Linked DNA regions of Homo sapiens: all the other regions are linked to region 4. Evidence: chromatin loops called from intact Hi-C (ENCODE). Cell type or tissue: endothelial cell of umbilical vein. All regions are shown on one strand. Region 1 has its middle 8.1 kb from the start of TRV-CAC1-2. Region 2 has its middle 4.2 kb from the start of TRL-AAG2-1. Region 3 overlaps BTNL9 (butyrophilin like 9). Region 4 overlaps MGAT1 (alpha-1,3-mannosyl-glycoprotein 2-beta-N-acetylglucosaminyltransferase).

Region 1 (8,000 bases), 300 kb before region 4:
GGTGTGTTTCAAAATGGCTACATTTCCCCTCCCCCTACTGTAATTAGGAGGGGATTATTCTGGGATCTTCACGGAGAACCTGGCAGAGCTGGAGGTGAAATGCATTACGGTGTAGGGCCCCCTATGACTGAGGCCCCCTGGAGATTTCAACTCTCAGACTCGTCTACAGGGAACCTCCAGCAATTCTTCAGCTACTGTTCCGTCTTCCTGCCGTGGCTTTGGCGCCCATGAGTTTCTGCTCTGGTAAGTCGTGATTCTTTGTGTCTGCCTGTCTGCCTCTCATACTTGGGAGGCAGTGCTTTGCCCTGTGACCTCATTTCTCTGGATCTAAGAAGAGTTGTTGGTTTTTTCAGTCTGTTCAGCTTTTTACGTGTTGTTAGGACCAAGTGACGACTTCCAGGCTCCTTCTGTGGTGGGCCAGAAACTGGAAGTCTGACCACAGGCACTTTCCCTAGTTGGGGCAAGGTCTCAGCACCAAGGGACAGACCTCAGGAGGGCCAGGGGTGGGGTGAGCAGGGCCCTGAGATGATGGGAGCATTGGGTGGACCTACCTCCCTCATGCCAGAGCTTTAACAGGTTTCGTTGGCACAGATGTGTGGGGAGGGGCACACGAGAGGGTTTTTCATATTTTTTGGCAGTTTTTACAAGTAGGCCTCCCATGCCCTCGTCTATCTCCTTCTCCATGCAACAACCCTGGAGAAGTTTGTTATGAGGGAGGGTTCTTGTCTTCCCTTTTACACTCATATCCCAAGCTCCAGCCCTGTGCCTGATGTGGAGGAGGAAATAGATGTCAGGTGAGCTATGATGCCAACGCTGGAATATATAACCAAAAAATATGTTGGAAAACTAGAAACAAGAACACGCAGGATCCTAGAATAAGAAAGCATAGCTTGGGCACGGTGGCTCATGCTTGTAATTTCAACACTTTGGGAGGTTGAAGTGGGTGGGTCGTTTGAGCCCAGGAGTTCAAGACCAACCTGGGCAACATGGCAAAACCTCGTCTTTACAAAAACTACAAAAATTGGCCAGGTGTGGTGGCACATGCCTGTAGTCCCAATACTCGGGGGTGCTGAGGTGGGAGGATCATGTGAGCCCAGAAGGCAAAGGCTGCAGTGAGCTGTGATCATACCACTGCACTCCAACCCGGGTGACAGAGACCCCGTCTCGAAAATAATAATAATAAAGCATTGTTGGATTCTTGCCAGAGGCTGCCTGCAACACACCTGTAACTGCAAATTTTAACATGTAGTGAAATCTCATTGTTTTAACTTGCAGTTCTCTAATACTGAACGATACCATTATCATTCATTATATAATACTGAGTGACGCCATTATCATTCATTATATAATACTGAGTGACGCCATTATCATTCATTATATAATACTGAGTGACGCCGTTATCATTCATTATATAATACTGAGTGACGCCGTTATCATTCATTATATAATACTGAGTGACGCCGTTATCATTCATTATATAATACTGAGTGACGCCGTTATCATTCATTATATAATACTGAGTGACGCCGTTATCATTCATTATATAATACTGAGTGACGCCGTTATCATTCATTATATAATACTGAGTGACGCCGTTATCATTCATTATATAATACTGAGTGACGCCGTTATCATTCATTATATAATACTGAGTGACGCCGTTATCATTCATTATATAATACTGAGTGACGCCGTTATCATTCATTATATAATACTGAGTGACGCCGTTATCATTCATTATATAATACTGAGTGATAGCATTATCATTCATTATATAATACTGAGTGATGCCATTATCATTCATTATATAATACTGAGTGATGCCGTTATCATTCATTATATAATACTGAGTGATGCCGTTATCATTCATTATATAATACTGAGTGATGCCGTTATCATTCATTATATAATACTGAGTGACGCCGTTATCATTCATTATATAATACTGAGTGACGCCGTTATCATTCATTATATAATAGTGACGCCGTTATCATTCATTATATAATACTGAGTGACGCCGTTATCATTCATTATATAATACTGAGTGACGCCGTTATCATTCATTATATAATACTGAGTGACGCCGTTATCATTCATTATATAATACTGAGTGACGCCGTTATCATTCATTATATAATACTGAGTGACGCCGTTATCATTCATTATATAATACTGAGTGACGCCGTTATCATTCATTATATAATACTGAGTGACGCCGTTATCATTCATTATATAATACTGAGTGACGCCGTTATCATTCATTATATAATACTGAGTGACGCCGTTATCATTCATTATATAATACTGAGTGACGCCGTTATCATTCATTATATAATACTGAGTGACGCCGTTATCATTCATTATATAATACTGAGTGACGCCGTTATCATTCATTATATAATACTGAGTGACGCCGTTATCATTCATTATATAATACTGAGTGACGCCGTTATCATTCATTATATAATACTGAGTGACGCCGTTATCATTCATTATATAATACTGAGTGATAGCATTATCATTCATTATATAATACTGAGTGATGCCGTTATCATTCATTATATAATACTGAGTGATGCCGTTATCATTCATTATATAATACTGAGTGATGCCGTTATCATTCATTATATAATACTGAGTGATGCCGTTATCATTCATTATATAATACTGAGTGATGCCGTTATCATTCATTATATAATACTGAGTGACGCCGTTATCATTCATTATATAATAGTGACGCCGTTATCATTCATTATATAATACTGAGTGACGCCGTTATCATTCATTATATAATACTGAGTGACGCCGTTATCATTCATTATATAATACTGAGTGACGCCGTTATCATTCATTATATAATACTGAGTGACGCCGTTATCATTCATTATATAATACTGAGTGACGCCGTTATCATTCATTATATAATACTGAGTGACGCCGTTATCATTCATTATATAATACTGAGTGACGCCGTTATCATTCATTATATAATACTGAGTGACGCCGTTATCATTCATTATATAATACTGAGTGACGCCGTTATCATTCATTATATAATACTGAGTGACGCCGTTATCATTCATTATATAATACTGAGTGACGCCGTTATCATTCATTATATAATACTGAGTGACGCCGTTATCATTCATTATATAATACTGAGTGACGCCGTTATCATTCATTATATAATACTGAGTGACGCCGTTATCATTCATTATATAATACTGAGTGACGCCGTTATCATTCATTATATAATACTGAGTGACGCCGTTATCATTCATTATATAATACTGAGTGACGCCGTTATCATTCATTATATAATACTGAGTGACGCCGTTATCATTCATTATATAATACTGAGTGACGCCGTTATCATTCATTATATAATACTGAGTGACGCCGTTATCATTCATTATATAATACTGAGTGACGCCGTTATCATTCATTATATAATACTGAGTGACGCCGTTATCATTCATTATATAATACTGAGTGACGCCGTTATCATTCATTATATAATACTGAGTGACGCCGTTATCATTCATTATATAATACTGAGTGACGCCGTTATCATTCATTATATAATACTGAGTGACGCCGTTATCATTCATTATATAATACTGAGTGACGCCGTTATCATTCATTATATAATACTGAGTGACGCCGTTATCATTCATTATATAATACTGAGTGACGCCGTTATCATTCATTATATAATACTGAGTGACGCCGTTATCATTATATAATACTGAGTGATAGCATTATCATTCATTATATAATACTGAGTGACGCCGTTATCATTCATTATATAATACTGAGTGACGCCGTTATCATTCATTATATAATACTGAGTGACGCCGTTATCATTCATTATATAATACTGAGTGACGCCGTTATCATTCATTATATAATACTGAGTGACGCCGTTATCATTCATTATATAATACTGAGTGACGCCGTTATCATTCATTATATAATACTGAGTGACGCCGTTATCATTCATTATATAATACTGAGTGACGCCGTTATCATTCATTATATAATACTGAGTGACGCCGTTATCATTCATTATATAATACTGAGTGACGCCGTTATCATTCATTATATAATACTGAGTGACGCCGTTATCATTCATTATATAATACTGAGTGATGCCGTTATCATTCATTATATAATACTGAGTGATAGCATTATCATTCATTATATAATACTGAGTGATGCCGTTATCATTCATTATATAATACTGAGTGATGCCATTATCATTCATTATATAATACTGAGTGATACAAGTTGGGTCTGTTCCTTGTTGCGGTGAGGAAGAACTCGCCCCATGGGAACTGTGGGTCATCTCCGTAAGAGAGCGTTAGAGGACACTGAGCATGGGGTTAGCACTCTTGTTAGTGATCTTGGGGAGCATTGAAGGACGCAGAGCTTTGCTTAGGTTGCCCGCTCCTGAGAAGCAGGGCTGATTCTACAATGGCTGTGGCGATAAGTCCCGTCCAGCAGGGGCAGACCAGAGCCATTCACATTAGCCAGGGGAGGGATTTGCGGTATTAATATTCTTGTGGCTAGCACAGTGACCTTGTTTCTGTCGGTGCTCAGAAAAGATTACAGATTATCTTGTTTTTTCCTCATTTCATCACAATTACAGAGTGGCATTGTCTGGTGTTTGGTGCGCTCCTGTGGAGCGTTTTATGTTCCTAGTGGAAAGCCTGGCTGAGAGCTCCAGGCCAGGTTTGAATTGTCAGGGGTGCTTTTCTCTTTTCCAGTATTTTTCAGCATGATGAATAATAAAATAATGTGCTTACTATTTAGAGAAGAAGCAGCCCTCTTCATTTTTATTTTTCAGAGACAAAGTCTCACTATATTGCCCACACGGGTCTCAAACTCCTGGCTGTAAGTGGTTCTCCTGCCTCAGCCTCCCAAGTAGCTGGGACTCCGGGGGATTTCTAGTGTGCTACCAAGCCCAGATAATTTTTTTTTTAATGTGTTGTAGAGATAGGGATGGGGTGGGGGCCGTCTCCTTACGTTGCCCAGGCTAGTCTTGAACCCCTGGCCTCCAGCAATCTTTCTGCCTTGGCCTCCCAAAGTGAGATTTCAAGTGTGAGCCAATGCACCCAGCCAGAAACAGACCTCTTATAAAAAATAAAGAATTTGTAGTAAGCAAATAAGCTGAGGCCTATGTTCACCTTCAGTTGATAGGTGAAGATCATTCTAAGTGAATGATCTAAAAGGTCATTTCTAAATTAACGAAGAAATCACAAAGATTGGTACTTGAACATAATATCTGTTTATCAAAATACCAGTGCATCAAACGGAGAGAAAAGCCCAGTCATCACACATTACGTCAAGTAAGAGCTAAGGGAAGTACAAAACCACGTTCTTCTGTCTTGTGACCTCTTCCCAGCACCCGCGGCCAGTTTCTTGTCCTTGGCCTTCAGCCCTCACATCTCCTCAAGGCTTCTACTTGGTGATATCCATCCCACCCTCCTGCTGTCCCTGCTCCTGCTCTCTTTGTAATCGGCCCACACTGCTCCAACAGCACAGACCTCATCCTGCATTCTGGGTACACACTCCAGGGCCGAGTCTCCCTTGCCTTTATCTTACCTTCCACTTACTGGACGCAGAGCTCTACTGCCGCTGCTGACTAGCAGGGGCAGTGGGCATCTTTCTCAGCTCTTTTTCTTGGGGCAGAAAAATCTCCAATGGAGGGGAGGGAAGAAAAGGGGAAGGGAGAGTCTGTTCCCTGGGGTTTGACACCCAACAGTTCTCTGACCTCAAGCCCATCGTCTGGCCCTGGCAGCTCCTGAGATTTTCTGATTCTTGTTCTGAAACTCCATACAGCAGATTTAACAATAGATAAGTAAATACTAGCCCTTAGCACTGATCCCCCAGGACCGACACGGGCAGGAGTCCTTGTAGCTCAAAGAGCAGCAGCTGGCGGGGGCGCTGAGTAAGGCCGTTTTGGAGTGGAAGACTGGATTTGGAAGTCAGGGAGCCTCGTGTTGCATTGCAGCTGGAAAACAGGTGCAAATGGAGAACTGAGTGGGCTGAAAGAAGCAATAATCTGCTCCAGAAAAGTGATGGGAGGATCAGGTGCCACTCACTGAGTCTTCACTGGGAGGCACACAATATCCTCACTAGCACATAATGCCAGAGACCGTGGCTCCACATCCGGACCTCTGTCGAGCAGGGCTGCCCTTTGGCCTTGTTCTTTCTTCCCTGTCTACACTCCCGCACTTCCCCCCGCTGCCCCCAGCTCCCCAGAACTGTGAGGAAATGTGCAGTGGTGATGACTCTCAGCCCCTCTCTTCTCCCTGCAGCTTCTAACAGAGTCCACCTGAGTCAGACTCACCCAGGCCCTGTTACACTTGCGGGTTCCAGGACTCCACCGCAGACCGCCTGAATAAGTATCTGGGGTGCAGCCTGGGATCTGTGTTTATGACAAGATCTCACGTGATATCTAAGTGTGAAGACCAGGCTTGAGTGCCGCCTGCTGCTGGGGCTTCCCAAGCTGTGCCCACCCTGGCTGTTCCCACCCGCCACCTGTCCTGGAGCCTTGCCTACTGAATTTCTTGCCGTCTTTCTGTGGCTGGAGCTCCTTGACAGCAGCTTTGTCTTGGTGCCCAGTGCCTGGAACTCAGTGGGCCCTGAGTTAATGTTTGCCTTTCCTGCCTGTGTGTGGGGGAGGTGGGGGAGTGAGCTGGTGGGGGAGCACAGGTAGCTGTATTTTTGTGACTGGTCAACTCACACAGTGGCTCAGCGCCCTGCTGGAGGGGGCCCATCCCGCTCCACAGTCTGGAGGAGATGCCGAGCCTGCAAATAAAACATGTCAGTGACAGCCCTTGGGGCGGGACAGGGCCCCATTTGAAAGCAGAAACAGAATCCCTGGTGAAAGTGGTTTAAATTGGAGAAGAACGTGCTGGGATTCAGTATAGAGTTCCACGTGGCTGTAAAACCAGCTGAACATCCTCAGGGTGGCAAGAAGGCAGTAGAATGGCGCCCAGAGTAGCATTTGAGTACACGTTCCACTTGAGCCAAGGGACAGGGCTTTTGCTGTGCTCAAACAGAATTCTCCAACTCCCCAGTGTAAATCTGGGCAGCACTGACCAGCGCGCATCCTGAATGGTTTTGGGATGAGGTGATGGCCATTCTGCTTTATTCTACAGAGGCTTAAGGTGTCAGGGATCCCACAAGCTCTAAGGGTACATCAAAGTGGATTTAGCCTGAGGTGGGCTGGGAGACCAGGTGGGAGCTAGTGCTGCAATCCAGGTGCAAATGATGGTGTCTTGGACCCGGTGATAAGAAGTGGCCTCCTGAACTCATTTGGAGGGTAAAGCTGGCAGAATTTGCTGACAGTCTAGATTGGGGTGTGACAAAGGCGTTAAGGGTGATACCAGGGCCGTGTGTGTCCTGAGCAATGGGAAGAATGACGTGCGTTACCGTTACCCACAAGGGTGAGGAGCGGGCGGGCTGGGGGAGGGAGCAGCAGGGGCCTCTTGTGTGCGGGTTAGGCTTGCAACGCCGCTTAGACATACTAGTTTCTCTTGCCACCCTCTCCAAGCCACTACCCCCTGTTGCCAAGCCTGAGAAATGACCTAACCCATCTCCCCACACTCAATTTTTTACATCCAGCCCGTCCGTGTTCTAACTTCTGTATTCTGAAAGAGTGCTCAAAAGTCAAAGTCTGATTTGAACTGCGGGTGTGGCCAGTCTTCCATGGTCTCCTGTTGCCCTTGAGGGAATGCCTGGCTTCCTTCGTGTGGTTCACAGACCTTCGTAGTCCAGCCTTGCTGTGACTTCAGCTTCTTTCTGCATTTCCTGCCTCCCCGGCACTGATTGCATTTCCCTGTCCCTGGCGCTTTCTCCACATTGAGCTAACTCCTCGTTCTTCAGGCCTCTCGTCCTCCCAGGACCCTCTCTGTCCCCACTCGGTCCCCCGCTCAGGTAGGGATCCTGTCGCGTTGTGCACCCTTCACCCCCCCGGTTCCGAGCCCGCA
Region 2 (8,000 bases), 400 kb before region 4:
GATCTGCTTTAGGAAGGCCAGTCATAAAGCCACCCTCTTTGGGGAATGCACTCCAGAGCAGGGGAAGACTTCGACACTCTCACTTCAAAAAATCAAAAACAAATACAATGAAAAATAAAATAAAATAAAAACCTAAAGAAAAACAAGCAAAAAACCCCAGCCTGGGCAACATGGCGAAACCCTGTCTCTACAAAAGATGTAAACATTAGCCGGGCGTGATGGTGTGTGACCATAGTCCTAGCTACTCAGGAAGCTGAGCCCAGGAGGTCGAGGCTGCAGTGAGCCGAGATCGCCCCACTGCACTCCAGCCTAGGTGACAGAGCAAGACCCTGTACCAAAACCAATCAAACAAAAACAAAACAAAACAAACAAAAAGCCCCAACAACAACAAAGCAGACAACAAACTGAGAGTATGTATTGACTTTATGAGTCATGAGCAGAAACGTTCTTAGCAACTTCATTCATAATAACTCACTTATGGAAACAGTCCAAATGCCCACCATCTTCACATTGGATAAATAAAATTGTGTACAGTCTTATTTTATTTTATTTTTTTATTATATATATAGTCTTATATGGGATTATTATAACACTGATAATGAGCTTACTGCTGCAAACAGCATGGACGGATTTCACCGTCATCAATGTTGAGCAAATGCAGCCAGACACCAACGATCTGCATTCTATTGATTCCACATATGACATTCACACACGAGCCAAACTAATCTATGGTGACAGAAGTTAAAAATCCTGTCACTTGGGAGAAGGAGGTGCAGGTACTGACTTGCAAGGGACATGAGGAATTTTTTGTAATGCTGGAAATGTTCCTTTTCGATCTGGATGATAGGTACACACGTGTATTCAATTCCATGCGCACTTAAGATCTCTGTACATATGAAATCTTTACACAGTACAGATATATCTGTATGAAAATTGTTTCTTAAAACATGACTTTCTTAGTTGGAAAGGCTATTGTTTTAGATTTTACTGGTGTGTAACAAATTACCACACACTTAGTGTCTTAAGACAGCACAGATTTATTATCTCGCTTTTTGTGGAGTACAAGTTAGCAAGATCTTCTACTGATACCGCAGCAGGTGACATCACAATGTTGGCCATTGCTGCAGCCTCATCTGAGGCAGGGGGGTTCTCTTCCAGCCTCCCTGGTTGTTGACAAAATGCATTTCTTTGTGGCTGTGGGACTGAAATCTCCTGTTTGCTTGTTGGCTGTCAGCTGAGGGCCACTCTTGGCAACCAGAGGCCCCTTTCCTTGAGGCCAGCGGTGCACGGTGTTTCTGGAACTCCACCTTCTTTTAAAGGGCTCACCTGATTAAGTCAGGCCCACCCAGGATAATCTCCCTTTTGATTTATCAAAATCAACTGACCAGGAACCTCAATCACAGCTGCGCAATCCTTTGTTCCGTAAAATGTGGCATGGTTGTGGGAGTGACATGCCATCACGTTCACTCATAGGCAGGTGGTCTACAGGGCGTGTGCGCCGGGTGGGAATCTTAGGGGCCACCTTCGAGTTCTCTCTATGACAGTTTCAGGCCAGAGAACCAAATACGGTAGAGCCTCCCAGCAGAAACGCCTTTCCAAGTTCCTTACCTGTCTTTGTATTTGTAACTTGTTGAAAGAAGCCCCTGGGAGGGGATGAGGGGTCCTGTGCTTCCTCATTGCTGTGTGGCCACGCTGGCTTCCTGTGTCCACTTGGCATCCTCAGGCTAGGTGGGCATCCCGTTGTGTTGCAGAGTGATCGGGAGACAGAGGCCGCCTCTACCAGCGCTCAGCCCCCGAGGCGCTCCTGGAGCACGTGCCAGGCTCTGTTCGGTCCCCTCCAGCCTGTTCTTTCAGTTCCGGAGGATTTCCTATTTCTACGTTTAGACACTAAACCTTTTTCATTAACATGTGCTCACTGTGGAATAATTAGACACACCTAAGAAGAAAAAGTAGAGTAAATGAGCTTAAAGAACATAAAAAGCGTCCTCAACCATGCCACACATATTGCTATTATTTTGTTTTAGAGCTTTTAAGACTATTTTCATGGATACTTTAACTTATTTGTCTTATATTTATATATATATATTTTTGAGGCAGGGGTTGGGGGTGGTTTACGCAGTTTAGCCCAACCTGGGCTCAACCTCCTGTGCTCGATCCATCCTCCCGCCTCAGCCTCCTGAGTAGCTGGGATTACAGGCGTGTGCCACCCTACTCAGCTCGACAAGCTATGTTATTTACTTATTTACATTTACATATTTATTTATTTTTCAAACGGGGTCTTGCTCTGTCACCCAGGTTGGACTGTAGTGGCACAAACACAGCTCACTGCAGTCTCGACCTCCTGGGCTCCAGCGATTCTCCCACCTCAGGCTCCGGAGCAGCTAGAACCACGGGTGCGTACCACCACGCCTGGCTAATTTTGGTATTTTTTGTAGAGACGAGTTTCGCCATATTGCCCAGGTTGATCTCGAGCTCCTCTTGCCTAGGCCTCACAAACTGCTGGGATTGCAGGAGTGAGCCACCGCGCCTGGCCGAGCTCTTTTTTTGTTGTTTTTTGGTTTTTTTGTTTTGTTTTGTTTTGTTTTTGTTTTTGTTTTTGAGACGGAGTCTCGCTCTGTTGATCAGGCTGGAGTGCAGTGGTGCGATCTCAGCTCACTGCAAGCTCCGCCTCCCGGGTTCACGCCATTCTCCTGCCTCAGCCTCCCGAGTAGCTGGGACTAGAGGCGCCCGCCACCACGCCCGGCTCATTTTTTTGTGTTTTTAGTAGAGACGGGGTTTCACCGTGTTAGCCAGGATCGTCTCGATCTTCTGGCGTCATGATCCACCCGCCTCAGCCTCCCAAAGTGCTGGGATTACAGGCGTGAGCCACCGCGCCCGGCCCCGAGCTATGTTTTAATAAGAATACTTTGCATTGTGTTTTGTAACTTGCCTTTTAAAAAGTACTTAACTTCGCTGGAAAGATTCCATAGTAAAAAGAAAAAGAAAAAAATACTCAACAAAGGTACTGTGATGCCACTCATTCCTACATTTTATTTTTCGCCTTTATGAAATTGTAAACAAAGAGCCACAGGCCGCGCTGGGGTAGGGGAGGGGTCGCCCTTCAAAACGCCACCAGGGGACCCCATGGCCGTGTTTTTTGTTAACCGTTCACAGCTCCCTCTAGGAACCTTCAGATGCTCTATGATGAGTGCAGTTTTCCGCGACTCTTTCAAATTCTTGGGTCGCCGCCGCACACGTGACCGCTCGGGGGCGCTCAGGACTCCACCGCGGCGCGGCTCTGGTCCTGGCGGGGGCGCGATGCAGGCTCGGCGCTGTGCAGATCGCGCCGCCCAGGGTCCCTCGCCCCGGGATCTCGGCGCGCAGGTCTTGCAGCGCCAGACGCAGCGGAGCCCGGGCCCAGGGCTGCAGGAGGAGAGGGGACCTGGGCCCGCCGGAACTCCCTGTATACCACAACCAGACCGCAGCAGGATTGGTATCAGCGGGAAGAAGAAAACAGCCCACAACACCATTTTCATTGTTCCAGTGTTTGGAAGAACTCTAGATATCTAAGCAGCCACTGTTGTTGAACATTTAGACTCAGATTTTTTTTTTCCCCCCATTGCAAGATTATCCTTGTGGCTCAATCTCTGTATAACATCATAATGATTATATAGAGAAATAAATATCTAGTGTAGTTAATGGGCCAAAATTCTATATATTTTTTTCTTTTTTTGAGATGGAGTCTCGCTCTGTCGCCAGGCTGGAGTGCAATGGCGTGATCTCCGCTCACTGCAAGCTCCGCCTCCCAGGTTCAAGCGATTCTCCTGCCTCAGCCTCCCGAGGAGCTGGGACTACAGGCGCCCGCCACCGCGCCTGTGGTGTGTTTTTACGCCTGGTGTTTTTCACGCCTGGCTAATTTTTGTATTTTTAGTAGAGACGGGGTTTCACCGTGTTGGTCAGGCTGGTCTCGATCTCCTGACCTCGTGATCCGCCCGCCTCGGCCTCCCAAAGTGCTGGGATTACAGGCGTGAGCCCCCGCGCCCGGCCGGGATTATCGTGTTCTTGCGGCTGAGTGGTGCTCTGCTGCGCATCCACCTCGGTGCCTCCGCCCACTCCTGCACCGACGGCCGCTGCCTTTGCTCGCAGATCTGGGCTATTGTGAACAGCGCTGCGGTAAACGTGGCGGCACAGACATCTCTCGGGCAAACCGAGGATGCGATACGGATACTTCCTCCGTCATTTCCACTCCCCTTTCTCCAGGCCCTGAAGCTCCGTCTCCACGCCCGAACTCGTGGCCTCCCATTCCCCAGGCAGCTTCTCCCGAATGTCCCCTCTCAGAAACCGGTGCCAGCGCGTCCCCGCTGTGCCACCCCCAAGCCCACTGCCAACCCCGCACAGTTCCGCGTCCGCCGTCTCCTCTCCCTGCGGTCGCTGCCACACCCTCTCGTCCGGTCTCCCATGCCCCCTTATGCTACCGCGTCGGGCATGAAAACTTCCTTTTCTTTCTTTTCTTCTTTTTGTTCAAGACGTTTCCCTCTGTCACCTAGGCCGGAGCGCAGTGCTGCGATCACGGCTCACTGCAGCCTCCACCTCCTAGGCTCAAATGAGTCTCTTACCTCAGCCTCCCAAGTAGCTGGGACTACAGGCATATGCCACCACACCTGGCTGATTTTTATTCTTCTATGTTTCAGTAGAAATGGGGTCTCCGTACGTTGTACAGGCTGGTCTGCAACTGCTGGGTTCCGGCGATCCTCCTGCCTCAGCGTTCCAAGTCTGGTAGTTCCTTTTCTTATGTGCTCAGCCCCATTAGCCAAGCTTAAAGGGACACATGGACAAAGCTCAGGATTATAATCAGAAATAGAACAGGGCTGGGTGCGTCGGCTCACACCTGAAGTCCCAGAACTTTTGGGAGGGAGAGGTGGGTGGATTGATTGAGTCCAGGTGTTTGAGACCAGCCTGGGCAACATAATGAGACCTTGTTTCTATTTATAAAAACGACAACAACAGGAGAGACACTTGCCACGGGTGACAGGAGACCAGGAGAAAACCAGAAGGAGAATGTGGAGTCCCAGCATCCGCTGTCCTGAGAGCCTGAGGGCCTCCTCCAGGAACTGCACCTTCGCAGGGACCCGGCACTTCGCACTCTCTCCCCGGACACCGCGGGCGGATGTGTGCACAGACTTAAGGCCCCCAAACCCTCTTTTAGTGGATGCTGTGGATGATTTCTCATCTTAGTGCACACTCTCATAAAACACCCGCTCACTAAGATGAAGACGTTCTTAGTTATGCTCGTAGCACAGTCATGCCCACCTCATGCAAGTCACATCTGCAGACTTAGTCCCTGATTGCACGTCTACCTATGCTGCCACTTGACCTAATTATAGGCCACAGTCAGAAGGAACCTCTTGCTGTTGGCGCCATCTCCTGCCTGTAGGCGGAGGTGAAGGCCTGGCCCCGAGAAGGCCGAAAGATTCCCTTTCCTAGGAGGCGGGGATAACAGGGGATCTGTGAATCTGGGTGGGAACAATAGCAGAACTCATGTTTTTCCTAATCACGAACTGAAAGAGGGTTTTCCATTCAGAAAGGAGGCTGCAATCCACAGTAGAATTAACACGACCTTTATTGCTAATGGAAATCACAGATGCGGCTGAGGCGGGAGGATCGCAGGAGCCCCAGAGGTGGAGGCTGCAGCGAGCCAAGGTTGTGCCACTGCACTCCAGCCTGGGCAGCAGAGGCAGACTCTGTCTCATACACCAGCAAAACACAAAGAAATCACAGGTCCTTTCATATCACATGTCAAATCATAGTTCTTGTAGGCACTTTGAAATATCACTTATGCTCATTAGTACTTAAAAATTATGGTAATTGTCCTGGCAGTGTGACTCACAGCTGTAATTCCAGCTATTTGGGAGGCCAAGGTATTTGAATCGCTTGAGGCCAGGAGTTTGAGACCAGCAAGGGCAACATAGGGAGACCCCATCTCTACAAAAAATGCAAAATATTAGCCAGAAATGGTGGCATGCACCTGTAGCCCCAAGTACTTGAGAGGCTGAGGTGGGAGGATCCCTTCAGCCCAGGAGGTCATGGCTGCAGTGAGCTAGGTTCTTCCCACTGCTCTCCAGCCTTAGCAACAGAGCAAGACCCTGTCTCAAAAAACCAAAACCAAAAACAAACAGAAAGAAAGCATTATTCTGAGAAGGAGTCCATAACTTTCACCAGACTGGTAGTCCATGGCCACCCATCTTTAAAAGGGCTCAGACTCGGCTGGGCGTGGTGGCTCACACCTGTAATCTCAGCACTTTGGGAGGCTGAGGCAGGTGGATCACTGGAGGTTAGGAGTTCAAGACCAGCCTGACCAACATGGTGAAACCCCGTCTCTACTAAAAATACAAAAAATTAGCCAGGCATGGTGATGGGTGCCTGTAATCCCAGCTACTCAGGAGGCTGAGGCAGGAGAATCACTTGAACCTGGGAGACAGAGGTTGCAGTGAGCTGAGATGATGCCACTGCACTCCAGCCTGGGCAAAAAGAGTGAAACCCTGTCTCAAAAAAAAAAAAAAAAAAGCCTCAGAGTCTTGCAAATAGTACAAAAGAGTTGTGGGTCAAAGGTGGAACATGAAGTCCCCCTTTGATAAATGAGTGAGTGACTTTCGGAGAACCAAAAGCCCCACAGATCCAAGAGTAGTCAAGTAGGGCTGCTAGAAGAGCCCCATGCTTGTGAGTCAGGAGGGAGGTGCTGGTGGCCTCATCCAGGGCACTGTCAGGGGACAGGTTGGTGACAGCTGAGGTGCCACCTGGGACTGGCCAGGGCCAGAGGTGATTGAACTTTTGCAACGGATGTCCCCAGCTGAGAGTGAGGACTGTGCAGGGTTGGCTTGTTGAATCAATGAAGGATTATTACCAATCATATATTTTCTTTCCATTCATTCATTCATTTATTTATGTGCCTAACTCCTGTCCCACATCCTGTCTAGGTGCTAAGGGGACAAAGGTTCCTGGCCTCAGCACACTCTCAGATTCACAGGGAGACAGAACTGAGACTGAGAGCTGGTTCCTCTCCCTCTCTCGTGGGGATACAGTGAGAAGGCAGCTGGGCAGAAATCAGGAAGAGGATCCTTACCAAGAACTGCAGTGTGCTGCACCCTGATCTAGACTTCCAGCCTGCGAAACTGTGAGAAATCAATGTCATTGTTTGAGCAGCCTGGCATATGGTATTGTGTTACAGCAACCCGAACCAAGACAAAGGTTCTCAGCTGGGGAGACAGAAACTCATCTGGAGCCTGCACTCCCCCTGGGGAGGGGAAGATGCCTGTCGACCTGGACAGAGGGCCTGGACAGAGGCAGCCCTGGGCTGAGTTGGCCCTTGCTTGCCGCTTCTCCTTGGGAGCACTGGGACAGGATCCCAGAAGGTTCCAGAATGCATGTCAAGCAAGCAGCAGTCCCTGTGGAGTTTGGGGTAACATGCACAGAGGAAGAAATGGCGGAAAAGCAGCATCAGGATGGCTTTAGGGCAGGGAGCTGCTGGAAGGTGGCAGACAGAGTGAGCAGGGGCAGGAGATGGGCCAGCGAGGCACCCGCTGACATGGAAGTGCCGTCATGCGCTGCACAGCAACCTTCCAGGCAAGGAGGGACACGTGCATGACAGTGGTCCCATGACTATGATGGAGCTGAAGAATTCCTATGGCCTAGGGATGTCATAGCCGTGGTACTGTCGTAGCACAGACGTCACTCGTGGGAGCGATGGGCTATGCCACCCAGCCTAGGGGTAAATGAGGTGCACCTTCCAAGAGCCACCTAATCACCATTTCCCAGAATGCATCCTTGTTGTTAAGGGGCCCGTGACTGTATGTCTTGGGAAGCAACACGTGACTGTTGTCCCGCCCTGCACTGACTGCCCAGCGAGCGCTCAGAATGCATTAGATATGGGGTGGACAGAGGAGGAGGACAGCACCAGCACCCAGACAGCAACTTCCCTTGGAATCACCATTTCCTGAACCAGGGGATCTCCCCAGCCACCCACA
Region 3 (8,000 bases), 270 kb before region 4:
CCTAAAGAACAATGAGCCATCACTTATCCCCACTGATTGGCAAACTTGGAATGCTGGTTCACATGAGATGTGGGCACATGGAATCTCACTGCATGGCTGGTGGCAGGATAACGACACTGCCTTCCTGGGATCCCACTATCCCCTTAGTGGACATACCCACCATGGGCCAGCAGTCCCCCTCCTAGTTATATACCCCAGAGAAATCTCCACACAGCGCCGTAAGGCAACACGTTTGAGACTATGCATTCAGTGTTGTTGTGGAGTTAGAGGCAGCCTGGATACCTTCTCCAGGAGGGTGGCTGGCTAAAACGAAGCACTCTGCAGTAAGGAGGAAAAACAGACTGAATGCACACGAGTGGCAGCGATGGATATTAAAGCATGATGATGCATACGGGAAAAGCAAGGAACATCACAGAACCATAAATGTCACTTACATGAACTAAGATGCATATGCATACATCGATATTCACATTTTGCAAGAATATATACAAAATATATACATTAGACTGTCTGCATTATGGGTGAATAGAGGGAGGTATGCAGAGAAGTATTTACATGTACAGCAACACACTCATGCCAGAACCATGAGTCTGAGTCTTGGAGGATGGGCACCAGGAGTCGAGGTAACTCTGATATGTAACCAGGATTGGAACTAGTGGTTTGCAGTACACTTAGTCCTCAGGACAGAGTATGACCTCTACCCAGTGACATAGATTAACACATGCTGTGTGAGGCCACGGAATGCAACCAGAATGAAGCCTGATTGGTTAATCAGGTGAGTTGGACTGGGGTGCTCAGATATAAATGAGGAGGAGTCAGAGAGAGATGGGTTCCACTCACCAGCCTGGCCTTCAGCCCGTCTCCAGTCTGAAGCAACCAAGGGAAAACAGGAAATTAGCACATCAGGACCCCAAGCTTCCCTGCTCACACATCACATCTTGCACCCACCCTGTCCCGCACCCCCCACCACCCACATAGCCAGCAGGGGTCCTGCCTGGGCATCATACCTGGTTGGGAGATGAGAAGAAGATATATGGGGAATCAGATGCAAAATGATGAATGAGGAGAAATAGTTCTTTTTTTTTTTGAGACAGAGTCTCGCTCTGTCGCCCAGGCTGGAGTGCAGTGGCGCCATCTCGGCTCACTGCAAGCTCCGCTTCCCGGGTTCACGCCCTTCTCCTGCCTCAGCCTCCCATGTAGCTGGGACTACAGGCACATGCCGCCACGCCGGGCTAATTTTTTGTATTTTTAGAAGAGACGGGGTTTCACTGTGTTAGCCAGGCTGGTCTCGATCTCCTGACCTCGTGATCCACCCGCCTCGGCCTCCCAAAGTACTGGGATTACAGGTGTGAGCCACTGGACCCGGCCCTGAGGAGAAATAGTTCTAAGAGGGGTCACTTACCAAGCTCTGTCTGAAGCTTTTCTGCAAGCAGAACACACAAAGAAAACTTCAGCCTGCAGGTGGGTGGAACCATCTTCCCAAGACAGGCCACTGGGAAGAGCTTCCTTAGTCTTAAGCCACTGCTAATCACAGCTTCATTTTTTTTTTTTTACAGCTTCCTCTTTGCCCCTTCATTGCCCTCAAAAAGAGGCCCATCTGCAGGACTCTTATGCCTCATCCTATCTTAGCTCAAAGGTGGAAATCTGCACACAGCCTAGAAGGGATACCAGATCTTAGTACTGACAGGCCTCTTCCCAGGGTTGGGGTTGTTCCTTCTGCCTGAAATCACAAGCTTCCTGGGGCGGAGCTCCCGCCTAAGTGCAGGCACTGAGGGCCGCCTACGTGAGCCTCACGGTCACTCACCGGGTGCGTTATCTGAAGGACTGGAAGGACATCACACCCAATTATTTCCCCAAATAATTACCAAGGACTCCAACATTTTGCTACTAAAAATGCATTCCTTTGATCTGTCCACCCAATGTCAAGCTCTTTCAAAAGTAAATGCTCCTGGGAGAGGCATTCATGCTATAGTGTTATGACTTACAATTCAGACTATAGCCTTAATGACTTATTAGGGCTATGTTTTTCTCATTCCCCTTGAAGGGCGAGGTAGACTGCCAGACAAGCTTTCCCAACCTTACAGTTTCATCTGAATTGCCCCCCCAACCCCAACACCATGATGGCCTTTTCCTCCATTCCCCCTCCCTTGGGTTCACTCTCTCTTCCTCTCTACAGAGACACATCCCATGGTTTCACGTCTCTGAGTCCCTCTGGGGAGAAAAGTGGATCTGAGAAATTATTTCCATTTTGGTGCAAATTAAAGGTGCCACCCTTCCTAGTGCCATTTGCATTAAAAAGAAAAGGATATTTTAAGAAGATGAACCGGAGACAGTAAACGTTTTATGATGAATTTTAACTGAATTGTCTAATTTGCAGGGGAGGAGCTGGCAGGGTCTGTGCAGAGGGTCTCGGGCAGCTGCACGGTGGCAGGCAGCCATCCTTTCAGCCCCTTAGCAAGGGAAGAGGTGGAGGCTCACAGGGATGGTTTAGAATTAGATAGTTGCCAGCCGCTGTCCAAAGGGAGCCCCTCCTCCCACTGCACAGGCACAGGGTCCGGCTGACAGGCAGCACTGTGGCCCCGCACCCAGAACTTACCCAGCTCTGCAGTGAGTTTCTCTAGAGAAAAAAAAAAAAAAAAGATGAAGAAAAGGGGAAAGACTCTCAGGTTGGGGAATGAGGCAGACAGAACAGATGGGTGAACACTGAGGCCTCACCTCCGATGCGGCACTCCCACCCGCGGTGGTCTGCGGGCCCAGGCTGGGCTGGAAGTGAGGCTCCAGGCAGGGGATGGGGAAGTGCGCACCCTTGGCTGCCCTTCTGCATAGGAGGGTGACCCAGCGCCCTCCCTCCTGCTAGTGTGAAAATCAGGGTCGGAGCCTCCCAAATCTATTAGCTCGGCGGAAACGTTAAGCCCCGGACACTGCCTCACGTAACTGGGCTGTTTTCTCGGTGCCTGACCGCCGCTTCCTGACCCTGTGCGGAGATGTTGCGCATCCGCCCGACTCCCTGTGCGCTATGAAAACCTGGACGAGGTGGCGCTGGCAGCAGAGACCCTGGTCACCGCTCCCTCTGTACAGTGTGATGTGAAGCTCCGAGGGCGTAACGACAGCAGCCGGTCAACCCTGACATCTGTGCACTAGCCTCCGTGGAAAATGCAGCCGTTCCGCACCTCCGCTTTTGTCCATATGAACGATCTTCCCCCTTCCCCACCGGGGTCACCGATCCCCGTTCCCCGGTGGCCGCCCTGACACCTCGCGCTGGAATAAACCCTCGTAACGGGACCCACAGCCTTTAGATGACGGCGGGTTTTGGCACTTGGGCAGGTGCGTGCAGAACGCCCTGTCCCCGCTCACCTTGTCTCTTCTCCGCCTGCTTCCTCAGCTTTTCTGAAGGGAAACGGGAGCGGAGAGGGCTGAGTGCGCGCCCCCGCCCCTTCCAGGCCGCCTTCCCGCGCCGCGTCCTGGGGGGAGGCGCCTCCGCGGCCCCGGGGTTCAGCACCGGCCGGTGCCCCTCCCCGCCCCGCCGCCCGCGCCGGTACCTCGGCTTCTCCGCTGCTTCCGGAGGACGCCCAGCGCCAGCGCCGCGAGGACCAACAGCAGCGGCAGGGTCGCGACGAACGCGCTCTTCCACGCAGAGGCTCCGGGTACGAACACGTCTGGAAAACACCCGCGGGGGCCGTGTCGGTCCAGGCGCCGCTGAGCACCGAGAGGCGAGACCGGCCTGCCCGCCGCGTGCCGGGAAACCTCCCGCGGGACCTTCTCCGGGCGCCACCGCAGCCGCCTGGGAAACGGGCGTGGAGCGGGAGCGCGCGCGGCGGAGGGGGCGGGGGCGCGCGCGGCGGAGGGGGCGGGGGCGCGCCGCGGGGCGTGCGGGAGGGAACCGCGCCCCAGCCCGGCTCGAGGCTTCTGCGGCCGCAGCGCCGCCCTCGCCCCGCGTCTTCCCGCCCTCGCCCCGCGTCCGCAGGCGGGAGGGTCCCAGGGGCTTGGCTGGCGGCGGATGTCCGGGGAGCTCCTGCTCGCACCCGCGCCGTCTGGTCCGCAAGTCGTCTCCTCGCTTGTTTGCAAACATCCGGCTTCTCCCTCGGTTCTTACCACGCTTTTGGAAGAAGTGAGAACCGAACCACGTGCGCGCGGCCTCGCAGCTCCCACGTCCCTCCCGGCTCCCCAGGGAGGACCCGCCCGCAGGCAGGACGTGGCCGGGGGCAGCGCCGACAGCACCAGCGGCGCAGGGACGCGCAGAACCCACCGGCCCTTCGCAAACCCTGTGGCGGTTGAATAGAGTAACTTTCTGTCTGTGTCATCTAGTTATTAGAAAATGGTGCTTTTATCTCAGATCTTTAAAAAATGTTCTTTTTATTGTAGTAAAATATACGTAACAACCTTTCCCATCTTAACCATTTTTAAGTGTACAGTTCAGGGGCATTAAGTGCATTCACCATGTCGTGTGCAACCATCACCCCCGCCCATCTCCAGAAGTTTCTTCATCTTTCAAAACTGAAACTCTGTACTTATTAAACAGTAATTCCTCTTCCCACGCCCAAGCCCCTGGCGCCCTCCGTATACTCTCCATCCCTGTGGACTTGACTCCTCTAGGTAATCCCACATCCGTGGAATCAGACGGCATTTGTTCTGTGTGTCTGGCTTATAAGTGACATCAGTGGACTGTGGTTTTTAATTTTGTTTTTCTAGCAGTGCATTTTTATTGTATGGTACAAAAACACTGGGTCACAATGGATTGGTCCTCACAACAGATGGTGTCTGAAGCAATGGCCTGGGGTCAAGGGCAAGGGCTCAGGGCGGACTGTCTCTCTGACCTGTGACCCTCCCCCTCGACCCTCTGGCCTCCTCGCTGTTCTGCCAGCAGCCGGCAGTTTCCCTCTCAGGCCCCTGGCTTTGCCCTTCCCGCCACCAGAATGCCTTCCCAAAGGTATCCATGTGAGTCACGCCCTCTGTAGAGGGGTCCGCGCATGCAAACATTTACCCATCTAAAAATTTTTATATAAACTTGTTTCATAATAAATATCAATAATATAAATTAAGATTTATATTAAAAGCTAAAAAGAAAATATTGGGTTTTTCCTGGTGCAAAAAGAGAGACTCTTTCCTCTTCCCCTCTCTTAGTTCATTTTCCTTAGAAAATATATCAGTTCTTTCTTTACAACCCAATAATGTTTTCCTTAAGGGCCACTTGTTTGAAATGTAAACATAAAAGAGAGAGCACTGCCGTGGAGATCCCTGTCTCATGGGAGTTTAGCTTAGCTGCGTGGCTCCAAGTTGTATGCCCTAGACGTATCACATGCTTGATTTTTCCTTTGGTTAAAGACAGTTGGCTCACACAGATGGCCATCCCAATTCCCACGGAATTTAGAACTGCTGTGGTAAGCGGTGTTGCCAGGTCCTCCTACTTGCAGACAAGTTATCATTTATCTTGAGAACATGTGTGCATTGGCTTGTATCTGACTGACTATATCAAAGGGGGAGTTTTTTTCTGTTATAATAAAATAGCTTTTGATTTGGACTCGTGTGAAAAGTGGCCCGTATGTTGGGTTTGTCCTTAAAATGTAAAACAATTAGAACCATGAACTTGAAACCCTTCAGTGGCTGCCTCATAATAAGACTTTAATAATGACCTTGCCTTCAGCTCACTGCCTACACGCCCACTTCCTGGACGTGCCTTTTGTAATCTGTGGACATGCCTCACTGCTTTCAGCCTGCTTCATTTTTCTCTACGGCACCTACCACCTTCTTCTTGTTTTTTTTTTTTTTGTTTTTTTTTTGAGACGGATTCTCGCTCTGTTGCCCAGGCTGGAGTGCAGATCTCGGCTCACTGCAACCTCTGCCCCCCGGTTCAAGCGATTCTCCTGCCTCAGCCTCCCGAGTAGCTGGGATTACAGGCGCCTGCCACTATGCCGGGCTAATTTTTGTAATTTTAGTAGAGATGGGGATTCACCATCTTGGCCAGGCTGGTCTTGAACTCCTGACCTCATGATCCACCCGCCTTGGCCTCCCAAAGTGCTGGGATTACAGGCGTGAGCCACTGCACCCGGCTGCACCTACCACCTTCTAACGTGATGTGACAGGATGCACTTCTTTTGCTTATTGTCTGTATCCCCCACTGGCATGGGGACCTGAGGGTAGGGACTGGGGTCACGTTGTGGAAACTCAATACATACTGTTTGAGAGACAGCATTACGAATCTATTGGCTCCCATGATGCCTCTGATGAGCAGAGTTGATGGGTTTTAGTGTATGGCCTTAGGCACAGAAAGGCGGGCTCTCTGGGGCCTCTCTCACTGACTGTTTGGGTTCTCAGTAGCGTTCTTAGTGTGTTCCTAATATCCAAGGTGCTGACTTTTCAGGTGTCAAGGCCAACACACCCTATATGCAGACAGGCGCAGTACCATTGTGTCTTTATAGACTGCCTTTGGGCCAATGTGTATGTACACATGAGGACTAGGAAGATGGGTGTGAGCTAACAGCCACTGACCTGCTATCTGGACCACCAACTCTTTCTTCTGGCTCAAGAGGAGATTCTGGATGGAGACGGACACATTGCTGAGGGCTCCCGCTCGGACAACCACAGATGTTTCCAGACTGAACAGGTCCTGGGCATCCCAGACGATGGCTTCAAACTCTGGAGGCAGGCACTGTCCCTGGTGGTCTCTCCACTGAACCTTAGGCTTGGGGTACCAGCCACTGGATCTGAGCCTCAGCTGAATGCCTCCTTCCTTGAAGCCCTCAAGGGAGAGGTGAGGGTCTGAGCCCAGCCCTGGTGGAGGCAGGAGGAGTGGGAAAGGTCAGGCTTCTTCTGAGAAATCACGCATAACATTCCTGCCACTGTTCAGCATTTGCAGTCACCATAAAGCATCATGAAGTGTGACTGCTATTAAGACGTGTGTGGGCTTGGCGCTCCCCGCCCATGGACGGGAAATGACAGTCTAAATCAGTGGTAGCATGTGGGGACAGTAATGCCCCTGAGGGACATTTGGAAATGTGAAGGGGGTCATTGGGTGGGGAAGGGCTCCTGGCATTTAATCATGTTAGGCAAGGGACAGTTTCCCTAGAATGAAGAATAGCAGCACCCTAAATTCTAATAATTAGAGTTGTGACTCTTCTCCTTCTCTTGAATTCCCCCAGAGCTCTAGTGCCTGCATTATACACACTCCCTTATCTCTCCATCCTTGTGGAACTAGCATTATATTTTGAGTATGCAAAACATTAATGTGGCATAAATGCCAATGCTGTACAGAAATGTGTATCAGGAAAAAAGCGCCATCCTTCCCGTCATCACACCTCACCCTCAGCGGCCAATCTCATCAGCTTCTAGTTTATCCTTCCTATGTTCCCTTTTGCAATGTTTCTCCTTCTTTCTTACAAAGCAAGTGTATGTTATCGAACCTTGCATCTTACTTTTCTCTCTTAACAATACTAGAAATCACTCTGCATCCATTCAGAGACCACCTCATCATTGTTTCAGATGCATAATACAGATTACTCCATTGGGTGGATAGAGCATACTCAGCTTTTATGCTTGGACATTTAGGTGGTTTCCACTATTTTGCAATTGTTTTTAAAAAGCTTTACAAAGATTAAACTCATACATATGCTTTTTTCATATTGGAGGTATCGGAGGTGGAGTAAGTTCCTGGAGGTGGGATTGCTGTGTCAGAGGGTAGCCACACAGCTAGTCCTCTTAAGTATTACCAAATTTCCCTGTCCGGGAGCTTTCCAACTTTGAATTCCACTAACATAGTATAAGACAGCTTTCTTCTCCATAGCTCCATTAACAGTACATGGAAGAGCTTTTGAAATTTTGCTAGTCTGACAGTTAAAAAAAAATTGCATTTTGACATAGCTTTGATTTGCCTTTCTCTCACTATGAGTAATTTTGTTACTCAATATATTATATATTATATATATTATATAATATATATTATTTTTATATTATATATATTTATATATCATATATATGATATATTATATAACTAATATAATTATATA
Region 4 (8,000 bases):
GGAAGCAGGCACACAGAGGTGAAGTTGCCCAAGGTCACACAGATGGTTGAGGGAGAGCCGGATTGGAATGAACTCTGTGCTGTTAGCCACTGTGTGAGGCTGGACTGTTCCATTCCAGCCTTTACGGCCTCTTCCAGGCCATTCCCCAGCTGCACTTGGATTCTCAGGCCAGGCACCGGCGGTCTCCTGTGAGGGTGGAGAGGAAGAGGGGGCTGCGTGGCTCGGGGAGGTCCAGGAGAGATGGCGGGAGGAGTAGAGTTTGGGGCCTGCGGTGCCAGAGGACCCCCTTACAAGACGAAAGACTGGGTTCTCAGGCTCCTGAAGCAAGGAGCACCTTCAGGGGTCTCCTGGTATTCACCCATCAAGGCTTGCTCAGGTGGCATGCGTGTGTGCGTGGCGGCTGCCCCCGGGCCCGGAAGCGCCTGTGGATACCAAAGCAAGTGGAAATGCCAGATGGAAAAGCCCCGTGTTAGTCAATGCTGTAGAGTTCAGCCAGCCTCGAGTTTGCAGGTTTACAGAGCTGCCTTGCGCCTGGCTGCTGCTGCTGCTGCATTCCTGCTTCTGCCTCCAGCTGTGACCACCTCCTGCCACTCCTGCTCTCACTGTGGGTTCCTGCTCACTCTGTCTCCAGGACAGACTGCCTTCCGGGCAGCCTTCCCTCCTCAAGCCTCTTGGCCTTTGCAATCCTCTTACCTGGGTCACTGGTGGGATCTCATTTGTGGATCAAGTCGCCCCCAGTGGAGACAAATGTCTGATGGAGTCTGGCCAAGGCCCTCCTGAGCCTTCACTGGGCCCTGCATGAGAAGCCTGCCAAGGCTGAGGGGCCAGGGAAACGGAGACGAAGCCCTCAGAGCAGGCCAAGAGGGTGGGAGGTGGGGGGCATTTAGAGGGTTAGATACAGAGCACCCCTTTACAAATACCAGCTACTGGCTTTTCGTATTACATGTTCATTTTAGATACAACATACTGCACACGCTCCCTTAACGTGTGTTTACGCGTGGGTGGTGTATCCTTCCAGACGTCTTCCTCACATCTATACATAATATGCATAGATAAAACATTTACCACCAAAACCCATAGTGTTATGTACATATTTGTCTGGCTGTGTAACTTTAAATAACATACAAATGTATAGAACAGAAGCTTGCCCTCTTTCTGAAATATCTAACGTGGGATTTCAGGCTTTCTGATGAGACCTCTGTAGAGGTCAGTGTTTTGCCACCAGAGGTCCTTCAGCCTCCATCTGTTCTCCCACCTACCCACATTCTGGCCCCTGGCAATTCACAGGGAGTTTAGGAAGTAGACACCAGGGCCCTATTTCCTGGAGACCAGCCTGGTGGCCGATGTCATAGAGTGCGGTGGGCCTGGGCCGGCCCTGCTCTGGGCCCGTGACCTGCGTGTCTGACTCGGGTCCAGCTGTTCTTCCTGCCAGAGCCTCTTCCTGTGAGGCGGGGGTAACACAACCTTCTGTGGTGGCTGTGGGATTAATCCGTATGGCTGCATTGTGAGTAAAGCCTGGTGGAAATCTCTGTCTCCACTGCTTTCCTTTTCCTGCTGTTCACCTTGGCTCCCTCGACACTTAATCCCCCTCCACATGTGTCTGGAGCGGGCAGAGCGGGGGCAGTTGATAGAAAGGGGGCCGGGTAGTGCCAAGGCTGTTACTTTCCCCCACTGCCTCCCTTGGCTAACTTGAAGTCTGACCCTTTATACCAGAACTGTAAGACAGTGTGTCAGAATGGATTCAGTTGCAGAGCAGGAAGCCTGGATCCCAGCGCCGGACGGAAATGAGAGGTCGATGGTGCAGGCTGGTGTGGGGGTTCCTCCACCGTCAGGGCCCAGGCTCCTTCTCAGGTCTCAGTCTCACTCTTCTTAGCACGAGGTCAGGTCTCATTCCTTGGCTGCGGGAGCTCCAGCCAGCACACGTTTTAGGAAGAAGGAGGAAGGAAGAAGGTAAAGGGTGGATGGCAGCTGCCTCCTCCTCTCTTGGAAGCTCACAGAGCGCTGGGTCACAATTCCCTGGGTAGAACTGGATCACACAGGCACCCCTGTCAGCAAAAGAGGCTGGAAAAAGTATTTCTGAAGCTGAATCAAATTAAGATTCCTGTTACTAAGAAGGGAGTGATTGTATGGGCGACTACAGGGACCACGGCCATACACGGTGCCTGGAAGACCAAGCTTGTGACAGTGACGAGGATTTGGAGAGGGCAGGGTGATGGGGAGCTTTGGGGGGAGTGCATTAGGAACCCTGACCTGGAGAGGGGCAGAATGAAACCTGCGGGCCCCTAACCCTAGTGGGTTGTTTGAGAAACCTGTCCTACTGTGGCAGGGGGCTGAGTCTTCTCAGGGTCATGCATGAAAACTGAAATTCCTGAAGGCCACACACAGCCCCGGAAGTGCTGACTGACAAGGGCACATGCCAGTGATGCAGTTTTCTTTTTTGTCTTCACTTTTGTTGTTCCGCCGTCTTCAACACATGGCTCCCAGCTCACAGCAAATGCTGCCCTGGTTCAGCTACCAGGAAGCAGGAGAGGGGAAGGGAGGGCAAGCCTCATTCTTTATGGAACAAAAGCAGTGGGCAGACAGCCTTCCCTCACGTTCCACTCACTGGAATGTGGTCTGGCTGCCTTCCCTGCAGGAGGTGGGATGCACCCTCAGTGCAGCAGCCCTGCCCCAGCCAAAAACGTCTCAGCACAGCTGTAAGAAGAGGAAGATGGCTAGAGACAGGCAGCCTTCCCTGCAAGGGCAATGAGGCAAGCCTGCCAAAAGCCTCCTTTGGAAATACTGTTTGATTACTTTTCAGAGTTTCTATTTAGGAAAAGGGCAAAACCTTTCAGGATCAGGAGTAGGTGAGCGGCGATCAGGCCTCACTCTTCACCGAGGGCCTTCCCTGAGGAGGGGCCTGCAGGACGCTGGCAGCGGAATGGGGCTGTGTGGCTGCTAGATTAGGTCATGGCAGGGAGACAGCCTCTTCCTGGTTCTTGCTAGAACAGGCACACTTGGGGCCTTGAGCTCCAGGGAGTTCATGGAAGACATCTGACTACCCTGAGCCCCTTGCTGGAGGGTTCTGGGGAGTGGCCCACGGCCACCGTCACCCATGGCCACCGTCACCCACAGGGGCCGTGAGGACATCCCTGGCCAGCATCTAACACAACCACATGGGATGCCCTAAGCAACTACTGCCCAGCCGAGGGCTGCCTGAATTTCTGACTCACAAATGGTGGGCAATGTGAAACGGGTATTTTAAGCTGCTGAGTTCTGCGGGAGTTTGCTGAGCAACAGTAGAAACCAGAACTCTCGGATACTGTGTTCTGTCCTTGAAACGGTGGAAGATTTTATGTGACCAGAATGGAATGTTTGAACAAATATTTTGAGAATAGAATTTTAAAACATTTACTCATCAGCATCCAAGGGTGGGGAGCAGTGTCATCTAGGAGACTGGTTCTATTATTTACGTAGATGTTCTTGAATTAAAGGATGGGAATATTTTTTCCTTCCAAAACTTTTTTTCAATTTTATATTCTGTTTTTCAAGTTTTTATTATGAAAATATTCAAACTCACAGGGAAGTTGAAAGACTAATACAAAGAAGAACCATACTCTTTCCACTGACATGATCCAACGAGGAATATTTTGCCACACGGCAAATATATACCGTATAATTTTCTGTACCACTTGATAGAAAGGTAAAGAATGAATATTGTTTTTTAAATAACTTTTTTCGTATATAAGTAATATGTGCTTATCGTGTAACTACCTAAAAACATTGAAAAATAAAAGGAAAATAAAATTCATACATAACCGCCCTGCCCAGATTAACTATCTTTGGTTCTTGGCTTGCTGAGCAAGCTTCTGACCTGAACTTGGTCTTCATTGGGCACGGCTGCCCTCTACTGACAGCTGGGAGTCCTCGGCCTCCTTATGAATGAATCAAGCCAGTTGGTTCTGAAACTGCAGAACAGAGCCTGATGGCCTCATACCTGGGTTTTTAAAAATCAAAATCTGGCCGGGTGCGGTGGCTCTCGCCTGTAATCCCAGCACTTTGGGAGGCTGAGGTGGGTGGATCACGAGGTCAGGAGATCGAGACCATCCTGGCTAACACGGTGAAACCCCGTCTCTACTAAAAATACAAAAAATTAGCTGGTCGTGGTGAAGGGCGCCTGTAGTCCCAGCTACTCGGGGGGCTGAGGCAGGAGAATGGGTGAACCCGGGAGGCGGAGCTTGCAGTGAGCCGAGATCACACCGCTGCACTCCAGCCTGGGAGACAGTGCGAGACTCCTCTCAAAAAAAAAAAATCAAAATCTTGGGTGAGGCCTCACCTGAAATATCAAGTGTGACTTCCCTGTCCTTGTCATATTGCTCCCTTGAATTGGAGCCTGCCCTGATGCCCGCCTGGCTCCAGGCCAAGCCCTAGCAGTTCTCCACCCCAGTTAGACAGCATGCAGCTGTGGTTCCAACGCCCCTCCCTCAGCTGAACCGATGCCCCTGATTCTCCCTAAATTCTCCTTTGTCCTTCAGTTCATCTTTCTTGTCCTTTTGCTCCAATCACATAGTGTGAGGGAAGACTCTCCTGAAACCATGTTTTCCCTCCGCTCTCACACTGCAACAATCATCTACACAGAAGAAGACTTCTGTGACCAAACGTGTGGGGACCTCTCCCCACTCCCAAGCGGTGGACGTCAGCCAGGTGTCCTCCAATCAGTTCCAACCCTGTCTACCTGGAGATAGTGCCAGATCCCACAGGTTGAGGGCTCCATCCCCAAGACTCATCCTTGCCCCACCCCACCAATCGAATGTTGGGGCCTCCAGAACTTCTGACCAACTGGGTTCAAGTTGGGGTTCCCACAACCCCCTCTTTGAGTTTGATTAATCTGGGGGAGTTGCTCACAGAGAATCAGTTTACTAAGAAGGATATTTTAAAGGATATGGATAATTAGCCAGACGAAGAGGTACATAGGGTGAGGCCTGGAAGCACAGGAGCTTCTGTTGCCGTGGAGCTGGGGTGCCCCACCCTCCCGGCATGTGGACGAGTTCTTCACCCTCCTGTCGGCCTCCACGTGTTCGGCCCAGTCCCCTTGGTTTTTTATGGAAGCTTCATGACTTTAGCATTCCTTCCCCCAGGGTATAGGATGGGACCCTCTCATGGGAGGGCCTTGAGTCCTGCCTCAGGGCAGTGGAAGGTCAGAGTCCTGCCCCTGAGGCCTGACTCACCCAACACTGTAACAAAAGACTGTAACAAGGGCTGTGGGAATTATGAGCCAGGAACCCTGGGTTGAAAACCAATACATAAACCAATATACGTACACATATTGTGAAGAGAAAATACAACTTGGGACCTCAAAATCACTAAGCCGAAGGGACAGATCAAGCTGGGAACTGTGTCACACAAACCTGCCTTCCATTCACAAATAAAAAAGCTACATGCCTCCCTCACAATTTGCCCTTGTGGGCAAGATCTTTACCCTAAAAGTGTTCTGTTGAATTCCACCCTGACAATGTAAATTGATAGTCTATCTTCGCAGTGATGGGACAAAGGAAAGAACTCAGCCATTTCTTTGCTCACCTGAGACAAATGCATATGTGATTGCTTCCTCTGCCCTACTTTATCTTATGTGAAAGTGCAGATTCACCCCAGCTAGCTGACTATTCCTTTGCCTCCCTTACATGTGGACGGCTGATCAAAGGCTCAAAAGAAGGCAACCACTTGCCTTTTATCTACCCACACCTTTTAAAAATGTCTTCCTCTTTCTGCAATACCTGCCCTTTTTCCTTTAAATATTGAAGCCCTCAAAATCATCTTTGGAGAAAGGCACAGACTTGGGTCCTGGGTGCATGTCCTTAACATTGGCAAAATAAACTTCTAAATTGACTGAGCTCTGTCTCAGATACTGTTTGGTTTACATGGTAACCATGAAGGGATTCTGAGTGGAGCTACCCCTGACCTTTGGCAAATCTCCTACGGGTACTTGGTGCCAGCTTGAGCTACCTTTATTGCTCAAATCAGTTGGACAATTTGCTGAGCCCTGGGAGCTCCTGTCTCCAGAGAATCCCTGATCTTCCAAAATCTGGTTGAGGTTTAAGGATTATTCTGCTGTGAAACTCTTTTTCTGGAGTTTTATTCACTTTCAACAAGGAGGGAGAGTTTTCCTGCTTCCATGATAATGGGGTGCAGGCAACTCCTTTGTGGAATTTCAGCCCACTTCCAACAGGGAAAGCAAGTTTGAGTTTTTTCCTACTTCTAGGATAGTAGTGTAGCAGGACCAGCCGCAGACAAAACTCCTCAGACACCGAGTTAAAGAAGGAAGGGGTTTATTCAGCCAGGAGCATTGGCAAGACTCCTGTCTGAAGAGCTGAGCTCCCCTAGTGAGCAATTCTTGTCCCTTTTAAGGGCTCACAACTCTAAGGGGGTCCACGTGAGAGGGTCGTGATCGATTGTGCAACCAGCGGGTACACGACTGGGGGCTGCATGCACCGGTAATCAGATTGGAACAGAACAGGACAAGGGTTTTCACAGTGCTTTTCCATACAATGTCTGGAATCTACAGATAACATAATCGAGTAGGCCGGGGCTCGATCTTTAACTACCAGGCCCGGGGTGTGGCGCCGGGCTGTCTGCTTGTGGATTTCATTTCTGCCTTTTCATTTTTACTTCTTCTTTCTTTGGAGGCAGAAATTGGGCATGAGACAATATGAGGGGTGGTCTTCTCCCTCAGTAGAGCACAGTCTTTAGCCAGGTCTCATTCCTAGGTAAGTAGCTGAATGGGGGTTTTGTCTTGGAAATTCTCCTTAATCACTAAAGTTAAGATGAACAACCAGTTGGTCTTAATTCCTCCTTACCATTAGAGTGCTCAGTAATAATATAAATTGTGTGATCATTTGTTTGTTTTGATTAACTGCTTTTTAAAAATTTGTTAGTTTCTGTTTTTGTTGTTTTGGTCTCTTTCCCATTAGGTTTGACCAACTCTACCCGACTTGATCAAATCCAGAGAAAAGTTCCAAATTATGGGGAACAAGGCCTCTGGATTGGCTAAATTCCCTCAGCTGAAAAAAAGGAAAAAGAAAAAATGGCCAGCAACAAGGAATGTGGGAGTTACCAACCAGCAACCATGGATGAAAGCCAGTACATGCATCTCTATGTCATAACAGCACACACACCTTGTCCTGTTGTACTTTCCACCTCCTGGGGTCTCTGGGGCATTTCATTTTACTCTTGCTCTTTTTTCAAGCTATCAATTTACGCCTCATTGCAAATAGCATATTCATGTATCCATATTTGTATAAGGAAGCCTCTATCATTTTTTTCTTTTTCTTTTTTTTTTTTTTTTGAGATGGAGTCTTGCTCTGTCACCCAGGCTAGAGTGCAGGTGGTGCGATCTCAGCTCACTGCAACCTCCACCTCCCGGGTTCAAACGATTCTCCTGCCTCAGCTTCCTGAATAGCTGGGATTACAGGCATGTGCCACCAAGACTGGCTAATTTTTGTATTTTTAGTAGAGATGGGGTTTCACTATGTTAGCCAGGCTAGTCTCAAACTCCTGACCTCAGGTGATCCACCCACCTTGGCCTCCTTAAGTGCTGAGATTACAGGCATGAGCCACTGCACCCGGCCTACCATTTTCATAAAAAGGATATACTTTGTTTCTCCTTCACAAAATTTGGGGCAATGAGAAAGATCCCAGTCATCTCTCTCTCTCTCTCTCTCTCTCATTTTCTTTTTTTAGACAGTGTCCTTCTCTGTCACCCAGGCTGGAGTGCAGTGGCACAGTCTCGGCTCACTGCAGCCTAAACCTCTGGGGCTCCAATGATTCTCCCACTTCAGCTTCCTGAGTAGCTGGGACCACAGGTGCATACCACCGTGCCTGGCTAATTTTTTAAAAAAAACTTGTAGAGACCAGGTCTTGCTATGTTGCTCAGGCTGGTCCCAAACTTCTAGGCTCCAGCGATCTTCCTGTGTCAGCCTCCCACAGTGCTGGTATTACAGGCGTGAGCCACCGTGCCCAGCACC

The links. A loop is a pair of places that touch in the nucleus more often than their neighbours do. Peaks named below come from ENCODE experiments on the same cell type or tissue, not always from the same donor. Only the 100,000 strongest peaks of a DNase experiment are listed, where the experiment ranks them.
Region 1: it touches region 4 in a loop (2.3-fold over the local background); 3 of 110 quality-filtered maps call a loop at or near these places.
Region 2: it touches region 4 in a loop (10-fold over the local background); 19 of 110 quality-filtered maps call a loop at or near these places.
Region 3: a loop joins it to region 4, with 2.9 times the contacts of the local background. A loop is called at or near these places in 15 of 110 quality-filtered maps.

What each region holds. Positions count from the first base shown.
Region 1 is chr5:181,084,958-181,092,957 of GRCh38, reverse strand. No RefSeq gene overlaps it. Among named protein-coding and RNA genes, the nearest start is that of TRV-CAC1-2, 8.1 kb to the left of the region's middle. In endothelial cell of umbilical vein, a CTCF peak has its summit at 4,526; no DNase peak of the experiment used is centred here; H3K27me3 peaks cover 185 bases.
Region 2 is chr5:181,179,515-181,187,514 of GRCh38, reverse strand. No RefSeq gene overlaps it. Among named protein-coding and RNA genes, the nearest start is that of TRL-AAG2-1, 4.2 kb to the left of the region's middle. RefSeq lists an enhancer at 2,603-3,103 and silencers at 2,670-3,337, 3,291-3,500. In endothelial cell of umbilical vein, CTCF peaks have their summits at 3,171 and 5,403 (motif pointing left); DNase peaks (open chromatin) are centred at 3,204 and 5,374; H3K4me3 peaks cover 932 bases; H3K27ac peaks cover 926 bases; H3K27me3 peaks cover 382 bases.
Region 3 is chr5:181,048,856-181,056,855 of GRCh38, reverse strand. BTNL9 (butyrophilin like 9) reads right to left here. Exons shown (of 11, transcript NM_152547.5): 4 at 6,487-6,768; 5 at 3,540-3,656; 6 at 3,355-3,387; 7 at 2,597-2,617; 8 at 1,403-1,423; 9 at 841-867. Among named protein-coding and RNA genes, the nearest start is that of MIR8089, 9.4 kb to the right of the region's middle. RefSeq lists an enhancer at 2,882-3,446. In endothelial cell of umbilical vein, no CTCF peak of the experiment used is centred here; no DNase peak of the experiment used is centred here; H3K4me3 peaks cover 1,012 bases; H3K27me3 peaks cover 1,882 bases.
Region 4 is chr5:180,780,579-180,788,578 of GRCh38, reverse strand. MGAT1 (alpha-1,3-mannosyl-glycoprotein 2-beta-N-acetylglucosaminyltransferase) reads left to right here. Exons shown (of 2, transcript NM_002406.4): 2 at 1-3,799. Among named protein-coding and RNA genes, the nearest start is that of MGAT1, 18 kb to the left of the region's middle. RefSeq lists enhancers at 1,722-2,632, 2,633-3,544. In endothelial cell of umbilical vein, a CTCF peak has its summit at 3,878 (motif pointing left); DNase peaks (open chromatin) are centred at 1,868, 2,548, 2,978 and 3,868; H3K27ac peaks cover 2,510 bases.